Linked DNA regions of Homo sapiens: region 2 is linked to region 1. The links are chromatin loops, found by intact Hi-C in ENCODE. Cell type or tissue: mammary epithelial cell. All regions are shown on one strand.

Region 1 (5,000 bases):
TATTTGTGAATATACCACTCCTTCAGTTCTCACACTTTATCTTCAAAACTGTTTTTATATAGCATTGGTGGTTTAACACTAACTTGTCTAGATATAAAAGCTTTCACTCACACTTCCTGTTCTTGCTTTTAAAAACTCTTGTTTCAAAGTTGTTTTGCTTTGTATCTTGCTGTCAAGAACTCTGATTTAAACTTTATTTCTTTCTCTTGTAAATTATATTGTCTTTTTGTCTGGAACACCTGAGATTATTTTTTAATCATTAAAGTCTAAAAGTTCATTAGCACATATTTCTGAGTTGATCATTCTAAGTCACTTTTAGTCCCACATAGGTGGATTCAGGTTTTTAAATTTATAATAAAACAATAATTTTAAATAACATTTCTGTTATTCCACTGCTTTGTTTTTTTCTGATTTAAAGACTCCAATTGTATGTATGTGAGATCTTCTTTGCCTATCTTCTATAACTATCACTTGCTGATTGTTTCTTTTTCTTGTTATTTTCACTCTCTTGGCTATTTTAATTCTCTTCCTCAATTTCCCTTGTGATATTTGTCATTGATTCCTTTCTCTCTTGGTTACCCTGTAGCTTAGTTTTCATTCCTAAAATGATTTTATCCTTTTTTTTCCTATTTCTTTCTGGATTTAGCTTAATTCTCATATCCTTTCGCCCCTTTCTTCTGAATATTTGAGTTTCTATTGGGATGGGCTTCTTAACATATGAAAATAATATTATTTAATTCAGTTTTATTACTCTTCACGGATTTTTCTTAGAATTTTCATCAGTAGGAACATTTTGATTCTTATTTTCCATCTTCTTTATATAGTAACCTTTATGGTTGTTGTTTACAGTAAATATCTTGTATTTTCTGGATTAACAATAAGGAATAATTCTGTGTTGACAAATGTGAGACATTTGGTGGCTTACTAGTTTTTTAGTTCAAGAGCACCCTCTTCTGTTGATATAATAAAATGTAATTTTATTAAATGGCACCATTTTTTAAGAGAAGAATTGGTTTGACTTTATTTTATTTTATTTTATTTATTTATTTTTTTGAGATGGAGTTTTGCTCTTGTTGCCTAGGTTGGAGTGCAATGGCACAATCTTGGCTCACTGCAACCTCCACCTCCTGGGTTCAAGCGATTCTCCTGTCTCAGCCTCCTGAGTAGCTGGGATTACAGGCATGTGCCACCACGCCTGGCTAATTTTTGTATTTTTAGTATAGATGGGGTTTCTCCATATTGGCCAAGCTGGTCTCAAACTCCCAACCTCAGGTGATCCGCCTGCCTCAGCCTCCCAAACTGCTGGGATTACAGGTATGAGCCACCACGCCTGGTCAGTTTGACTTTTTATTAAGTAATCTTCTTTTGTTTATTTGGATCCTATTTTCCAATGATTTTTTTCTCTTATTTCCTTCACCACCAAGTCCTTTCAATTCCCCACAGATGGGACTCTTCCAAGATTTCCATCTTAGATCCCCTGCATTTTGAGCCACTTCCTTTTGAATTCCTGCAGCCAGCATTCTGACATACGAGATGATTTTTTTAATTCATTGTTTTATCACCGCTAAACACCCCGCCTTCCTTTTACCATGAAGTCTCCACTTGATTTCCATTTTGATGTGTGCTCCAGAGTTGTCTTTGCTGGTTAGTTTATTTCCCCTCTTTCATGTAAATGAAATTTTTGGTATCTTTTATCTCCTAGTTATGTGGTGGGCATGGGTCCATAGAGTTTTACTTGCTCTCCTTATCTGTATAGTTTTGGGAAGATGTTTGGTTTTTGGTTTAGGTAGCTATCATTTTTCTTAAGTTGTAATGTTTCACAGGGGTCTTTTCTAGAACTCCCTTTTCACTTTTCACAAATGCTGAGTGACCTCAACCACTTCTATTCCTTAAATTAAAGCTTATAGACTGATGACTAACAAACTTTATTTTGTTGCTGGGCTCCACAGCTTTTGCTAATAACAAACAAGGTATCTCAATAGGACATAGCACAGTTGCCCCCACTTCACATAAACAAAACTAAATTATGTTTTATTCTTCACCCTCTCTCATACCTGCTCCTCCTCCTGTGTCCCTCATCTTAGTAAATGGTGTCATATCACCCTCCCCAACATACTTTGTTATGGTTGCCTAAGACAGAAAGCTTTCTATCACTCTGGCCCCAGTCACTCTCTAAGTACTAAGTATTCTACCTCCAAAATATCTCAAAACTGTCTTCCACCCTTCTCCAAATTCAACAGTTTATGGCAGCATCACCTCTTGACTGGATTACTACAACAGCCTCCAGTTGAAATTCTTGCTTTCACTTTTGCCTCTTTCATGCCACAATCCACATAATTTTGATAAACATTTCATTTAATTATGTCATTCCCCTTCCAAATGTTACACTGCCTTCTTGATACAGTCTAACTCTGTTAGAATGATCTAAGTGACTATACATAACCTGATGACTGCTTACCTCTTTAGACTTCTCTTTCATCAATCTCTGCCCTCACCTCTTCCCTTCCACTATGAAACACACAGAAACAGAAACAGAACAGTCTCCAAAAATGGCCACAACAATATTTTTAGTTCCATATGCTGTTCCAGAAGCATGCCATTCCCCCTCAAGAAGTGAAATCTAGTTTCCTTCCCCCTGAACATGATCCAGCCTTAGTGACTCACCTCTAATGAATGAAATGCCATTATAGTGATGCTGTATAGCTTACAAATAAAATCAGTACACCTTCGGCCTGGTGCACCTCCTCTCTCTCTCTCTCTCTCTTTGCACATATATGTTATGCCTGGTTCATGGTAGGTATTCCATAAATTATATTTTCTATCATTCTCATGTTTCAGATTAAGAAACTGAGACAAGTTAGAAAGTTCAATAATTTTCCTAAGGTCACATGGCTAGCAAGTGGCAACGCTGAAATTCCATCTCAAGTCTGTTTGTCTGCTGAGCCCATGTACCAGTATGGCTTGATTCTCCACTCATCCTTGTCTTATTTTATTCTTTGGCGTTTATCCATTATATTCCTTGTTCTAGCAAATCATACTTTCAGATACTTTCAGAAAGCTTAATTGAAATTTAAGGATGTAATTGAGCAAAAGAAAATCACTTAATGAGAGATTAAAAATGAAATGTTATGTTCTTATAGAATGCCTTTTGGGAAAGCAGTAAACAATATTTTCATGTTATAATATTTAAACACGGATGTGATCTAACCAAAATTCTATTATTATGTTGAGGGGGGAGATAGGGCTAAGAGGAGTGAGAGGTGTTTCAGAAGGATAAGTCTTCATTTACTATGGAGGGAAGTCAACAGATAATGTCTAAAATTGATAAGCCAAAACAGCTATATAGCCATATTATGTAGAAAAAAAAAACAAGCATAGTTGAAATGCCTGTGGATAACAGGACTTGGAGGCTAGAAAAGAGGTGGAGTAAAAGACTAATATTTCCATTACAAACTTTTAAGAAATATTTGAGTTCATAAAAATGAATGTGTATTTGATTAAAAATAATTAAAATAGATTATTTACCCATCTGGAATTTATATTGTGAGTGGGGTGAGATAGAGATCCAAACATCACAGTTTTCCAACTGCCTGTCCAGTTATTATCTAGGCCAATTTTAATTACAGTACTTTCTTTCTTCTCGCATATTTGTAATTTGAAGGAACACCAATAAATATGAAAATGTGGTGTCATACACACACTCCGTTCTTTCTTTTTTTAAGGTCAATGTCATGCTCTTAGATAATTTATGCCTGAATTTCTTCAAGTCACACATGAAATGCTCAGAGAGGTCACAAACATCAGGTGAAATATGAGAACTGGATCTTTAGAGGACTTAGGTGATAAACATGCTGAGAACATTTGCTTCACATGAATGTTGCCTGTGCCCCCAGCTGCCCTCTACTTAATGTGAATTAAAAGTCTGACACACAAATGGCCAATGAGTACATGCAAAAGTATTCTATTAGATTGGTGCAAAAGTAATTTTGTTGGTAATGGAACAAATAATAGAAACAAAAAAGTAATTTTGTTTCTATTAGTTTGATGCAAAAGTACTTTTAATGGCAAAAACCTCAATTACTTTTGCACCAACCTAATACATCATTAGTCACTGGGGGAAAATGCAAATTAAACCCACATTGAGATACTAGTATACATCCACCAAAATGAATAAAATTTTAAAATACCTATAGAGCTAAATGTTGCTAAGGATTTGGAGAAACTGCAATTCTCATAAACCGATAGTGAGAAATTTTCCACCACACTGGAAAATTTGGGAGAAGTTTTTAATGAAGTTAAATGAACATCTGCTCATATAGCCAGTAATTCCACTTTTACGTATTAAGCAAAAATAAATGAAAATATACATTGGCAAAAAGATTTGAAGCATAATGTTTAAGTCACTTCATTCACAATAACCAAAAACTGGAAATAGCCCAGGTGTCTGTTAAAATAACAAGTAAACTGTGACACATTCATACAATAAACTACTCAGCAATAAAAAGAAAAAACTACTCATAAAATCAACACAGATAAATCTCAAAAACAGTTTGATAATTGAAATAGCTGTTATGTGCTAAATTGTGTTGCCAAAAGTTCATATGTTGAAGTCCTAACCCCCAGCACTTCAGAATATGTCCATGTTTGGTGGCGGGGCCTTTAGAGGTTATTAGGAAAAATAAGGTCTCATGGATAGGCCCTAATCCAATATGCTGGTGACATTAGAAGAAGAGATTAGGACATGGACAAAATATAAACAGAGGGGTGACCATCTCTGAGGTCACAGTGAGAAGGCTGCCATCTGCAAACCAAGAAGAGAGGCCTCAGAAGACACCAAACCTGCTGACACTTTGATCTCAAACTTCCAGCCTTCAGAAAAATCAGAAAATAAATTTCTGTTGTTTAAATCACTCAATCTATGGCATTTTGTTATGGCAGCCCTAGAAAACTAATACAGAAGCCTTACACAAAAGAGTACATACTGAATTATTCCAATTATA
Region 2 (5,000 bases), 250 kb before region 1:
CCTCATAACTTAAAGCCCAAATTTACTTAGATGGCTCCCAACCCATATCATTGGCCTTTCACTAGCCCAACCAGTGACACTTGAACAAAGTGTACGGGGTGTTAATGTATGTTAGCAAATTATTTGACACTCCTCCAATCAAAAAGTCTTATTCACCAAGTGATTTACTTCTGAAGAATAGGATGTGGCAGCAGTGAGCAAGTACAAGTTCCAAGGCTAGATTAGAAAAGGTCATTGGGATTCTGACTGATTCTCTCCCTTGGGACATGCACTTCAAGAGCCCTAGCTGCTGTGTAATACGTCTCACTACTCTGAAGCTGTCATACTGGAGAGACCACATGGAAAGACCACAAGAGAAAGAAAGAAATGCTGAGGAGCTCCAGACATTTTTGTCTCAAAGCATTTGCATCTTCCCAGACAACAGAAAACATCACTACCACACCTGTGAGTCAGCAGCCCTCAGATGGCTCCAGCCCAGCTTTCAAGCCACTGTGACAAAGCAAAGACAAGCTGACCCTCTGAGTCCTGCCCAAATTGCAACTATGTGAGAAAATGAAATATTGATATTGTTTTAAGCTACCAGTTTGGGGGATGGTTTGTTACATAGCAATAGACAAGCCTAATACAGACCTTATCCCTATCAAGAGAGAAAATCAAGCTTCACATAGAAAAGTGACTAAATCAATAGTCTCTATAATTTTTTGATCACACAATCACAATAAATGTTTGTTTACTTATTTATTGATTTAATACATGTATGACTACACTAATGTACTACGCACAGACATAAACTTTCAAAAGGAGGAGCTAAAAACAGAAATTCTGATATTTCCCCCGGTCCCAAAAGGTTTATTATGCTCACCCAACTTCAAAAACTTCTGAAGGCAGCATGCAAATTGTTTATATAATAGTTCTGAAATTCCAGGTGATTTGACAAACTACTAGTTAGGAACAGATTACAAGTGCCAAATTTGAAGGAAACATGTGGATTTTACGTAGTCTTTAAAAAAAAATCACTTTAGCAAACAACAGAGACATTTAGAATGGAAGGAGCACTTGGAAGTTTTAGCTAACAACTCAACTCCAATATCAGCTATGCCAGTAGTTTGTTACAGAAGTTAAGAGACAGCAGTTCATGAAGTGTTACTCTTTTGATTTAGTTCGATTGGTTTCCAGGAAAACTCTGTTATAAGATATACTGCAGTCACTCATGTTCAATGGTGTTTCCTGGAAGTAGACAATCTGGCATAGTGGCCAAGATCACCACCTTGCCAGGAGTGTGGCTTGGTGGTTAAATCTTCTGAAGTAAGCCCACTGCTCTCCCACTGTGCCAAACAGGCTGGGTATCCTTGGGCAACTACTTAACTCTTTAAGCATCAATCTCTACTTCTGCAAGTGGTGATGACAATGGCATCTAACTCTTAAGGTAATGAGGATTTAATCAAGTATCTAAAGCTCTTAGCACTGTTCCTGAATTGGAATGAGTGCTCAATACATGTTAGCTGTTAATTGTTGTTATTATTGTTATTATCAAAAGATAAATAATTAAATTTATAATTTAAGGAATTAGTAAATTGTGTGTGTGCCTGTCTGTCTTTCCTGAAAGAAAATGGCATTCTTTCAGTCAGGATTAAGGCAGAAAACGAGCCCATTCCCAATCTTTTGCTCATCCAGTCCTAGTCCCCTACTCCTCCACCCTAGGCCACCCTCAAACTATTTATAAGTGGGGCAACTGAAGTGTGGAAAACGGAAATAACTCACCACAAGTAACAAAGCTTATTTATGACAAAAGTTGTACCAAAACTAGTGAACTAGATGCGTAACAGAAATATCAGTGTACTTTGGAATAAGATGTAGTTCCAATATGTGGTTCAGTAGCATTATAATTCCAGGTAACATCTGTTTCCTCTTCTGTAAAATTGGGAGTCATAATATACATATTGGCTCTTGTGTAGTGAAAATAAAAATATGTATAAAATGATTTTTGTTACACAAATGTAAGGTAGTAACATTATTAGAGGCCATATTTCCTAAGCTAGGTCTAATATGTAAACCAGTATTTTTCAAACTATAGGTGTTAACACATGGGATTTGCGGAATCAGTCTGGTGAGTCACAACCAGCATTTTACCAAAATATAAATAGATTAGAATAGAGTAGAATAGAACATATTAGGAAATATCCTTTATTTTAGATGGTAAGGTTCAGAATGATTTTGTGAAAGTTTCACACAAGATAATACATGCATAATCATGTAAAAATATTTTCTCAGTAGACAAGTTTGAAAGTCATCACACCACTGGCTTTGAAACTTCTATATGCCTCAGAATCACTCACAGGGCTTGTTAGAATATGTTAGCTTGTGTACAATGTTCCACAGAGATGCTAATATATAGAAAATCGAAACTGCACAGCACCACCTCATGAGATAGACGAGTGCAAAATGGAGGTAGACATTCATACGTTTGCCACAGGTTCCTAACAGCCTTATTTCTATTTTGTTGATAAGATTTGGCCAGAAAACTTTACATATTGGGGAGTTCTTCAAATATTTACTGGAAAAAAAATGCACTGACAACTCCCAAATACTTGGCTAAATCACCAACCAAAAGGGGGCAGGAGTTGATCAAAGAGTCCCTTAAAAGCTTTCTACTCACTCTGTAGGGAGCAGTCTTGGCTAGTCATGAATAAAAACAAGCATTGGGATACTCTAATTTTCCCATCTGCAACTTGTAGTCTGTAAATAAGCTGTCAGGTATCTGTCATTAATTCATTCATTCAATGAATATTTATCAAACAGCATGTCAAGCCCTGTATTAGAAACTGGGAATACAATGGTGAGCACATTGCTCTTGCCTATGGAATTGTTTGGGCCAGTTCATTTCCAGGCCAGGTGACAACACACAACATTCATTACTCAAAGTACTGATGATTTATGATTTTAACATTTAGGACACATTACAGCTGCTAAAATAACTTTTATATCCATTATCTCATTAAATCTGTATAGCCATAATCTAAGTTGTTTAGAGGAGGTATTAGTTCATTTTATAGGCTGAGGAAACAAAAGTCCAAGGTTCACTAAGTAGTAAGTGTTGAGACTAGAATTCAAACCTGAAAGCCTGATCCCAAACACTGTCTCTTCCCACAATGCAGACTTGCTGTTTCTTACCCTTTCCATTCCTGGGCTGACGATGAATGCAGATGAGGAGCTGAGCATGAGGGTCTGTGTATCAAGATCCCACAAGCTCTACTTCTTTTTCAGTGCTTCTGCTGTCTTACTGCATTTACGGGAAACCCAAACTGCTCCAGGGATATGACTCATAAAGAGTTTTAATGCAGAAAGAGGGTGCTTACAAAATGGTTGGAAGAGCTAAAGGAGGAAAAGTCAGAGGGCCCTACTGGACTCTTGGTTTTTTTGTTTTTTTTTTTGGTTTTTTTTGAGGGACAAGGTCTCACTCTGTCATTCAGGCTAGAGTGCAATGGAACAATCATGGCTCCCCTCGTCCTTAACCTACCAGGCTCAAGTGATCCTCCTGCCTCAGCCTCCAGAGTAGCTGGGACTACAGGCATGTGCCACCACGCCCAGCTAATTTTTTAAACTTTTTTATAGATAGGGTCTCACTATGTTGCCCAAGCTGGTCTCAAACTCCTGGGCTCAAACTATCTTCCCCCTTGGGCTCCCAAAGTGCTGGGATTACAGGTATGAGCCACCACACTTGGCCAACTCTTGCTTTTAAAGTCACTCCACTACAGCTGAAATCCATAGGTGAAGAAATTACTGTTGTCGCCAGTACACACATCTACAGAAACTTGGTGGTGGTACCACAGCCACATAAAAAGGGGCTCTCTACCACATACTATGCACAAGTGCAACCTATTGGCAAAATCTGAATTGCAGCCAGAAACCTAGCAGCAAGAGAGTCTTGTAAATGTAGCTCTTTGCCTTCCAACTCCTGGGATGCAGGTTAGAATATAGAAAGGTGGAAAGAGATGTCAAGTGCCAATCAACAATATTTAACACTAATTTTTATTTTCCCAATGTATTCTGTGTGGCTCCTGTCTTTCCTCAATCTTATATGCCCTCTTTAAATCCAACTTTATCTTTTTGACATGCTGAAATAACCCCTCAATAATCTCTCCTTCACCTTCAGTGACAATATTGCATTGAAGGACATAAACTTTAGCTACTTTCTTCCTCTCTTTCTTAGTCAGAACCCCATATGTTGCCAAATCAACCCTACCTTTGGAATTAAATGAAGCATCACCCTACAGGACATAAAATTTGCATTCCTGCACAGTTACTCAAGGACCAGATGAAGCAACTAGAAATGTGAAAGAGGTAGTTCTACCCAGAGTGAATTTTGACCAGTGGGAAAAGGGAGACAGAGAGAAAGCAAGCAGGCAATTATTTCTCCTTTCTCTCCCCTGCATACTACTCCCAGGTACAGTGCTTCCTTTCAAGCCTTCTAGATAATTCCTTCCTGCTGACTGAACAAGCCTGCTGAATTATCTGATATGTTGTGTTATGGCTGTGATGCAGTAGCCAGCATGGTAGCACACTGTGTTGCAAGAGATTACATCTGTTCCTTACCTCAACATCCTGTGATGTGATTGTATCTGGAAAATAAACTATTAGAATCATAATCATTGCTTCAGGCTCGGCTTTCCAGAGGATTCAGGCTAAGTGACATAGATTTGACACTATTGGAACCTGTAAAGCAAGGGCTCTGAGCAGAGCTGTGCTTCAGAAACACTTTGTGAAAATCACAGGTATTTTTGCTTCACTCAAGTCTGACTATATAAAAATGGCTAAGGGTGGGCCTGGGCATGCATGTGTTTCTTTAAGTACAGTTTTAGAAATGCATGAACTAGTACAAGTTCAGAACTAAAATCCAGGCCCACTAACCTGATTCTCTGTGCTCCCATCCCTATGAACTATGTACCAAGTGACAAGAGAATTTTGGTGCCACTATGTACTGAGAAAGGCTTATGACATCA

What was found. Peaks named below come from ENCODE experiments on the same cell type or tissue, not always from the same donor. Only the 100,000 strongest peaks of a DNase experiment are listed, where the experiment ranks them.
Region 2: it touches region 1 in a loop (2.5-fold over the local background); 2 of 110 quality-filtered maps call a loop at or near these places.

The regions. Positions count from the first base shown.
Region 1 is chr6:81,979,453-81,984,452 of GRCh38, forward strand. All of the region lies in intron 3 of LINC02542 (long intergenic non-protein coding RNA 2542), which reads right to left. Among named protein-coding and RNA genes, the nearest start is that of LINC02542, 120 kb to the right of the region's middle. In mammary epithelial cell, no CTCF peak of the experiment used is centred here; a DNase peak (open chromatin) is centred at 2,639; H3K27ac peaks cover 829 bases.
Region 2 is chr6:81,731,657-81,736,656 of GRCh38, forward strand. No RefSeq gene overlaps it. Among named protein-coding and RNA genes, the nearest start is that of TENT5A, 19 kb to the right of the region's middle. In mammary epithelial cell, a CTCF peak has its summit at 2,614 (motif pointing right); a DNase peak (open chromatin) is centred at 4,305.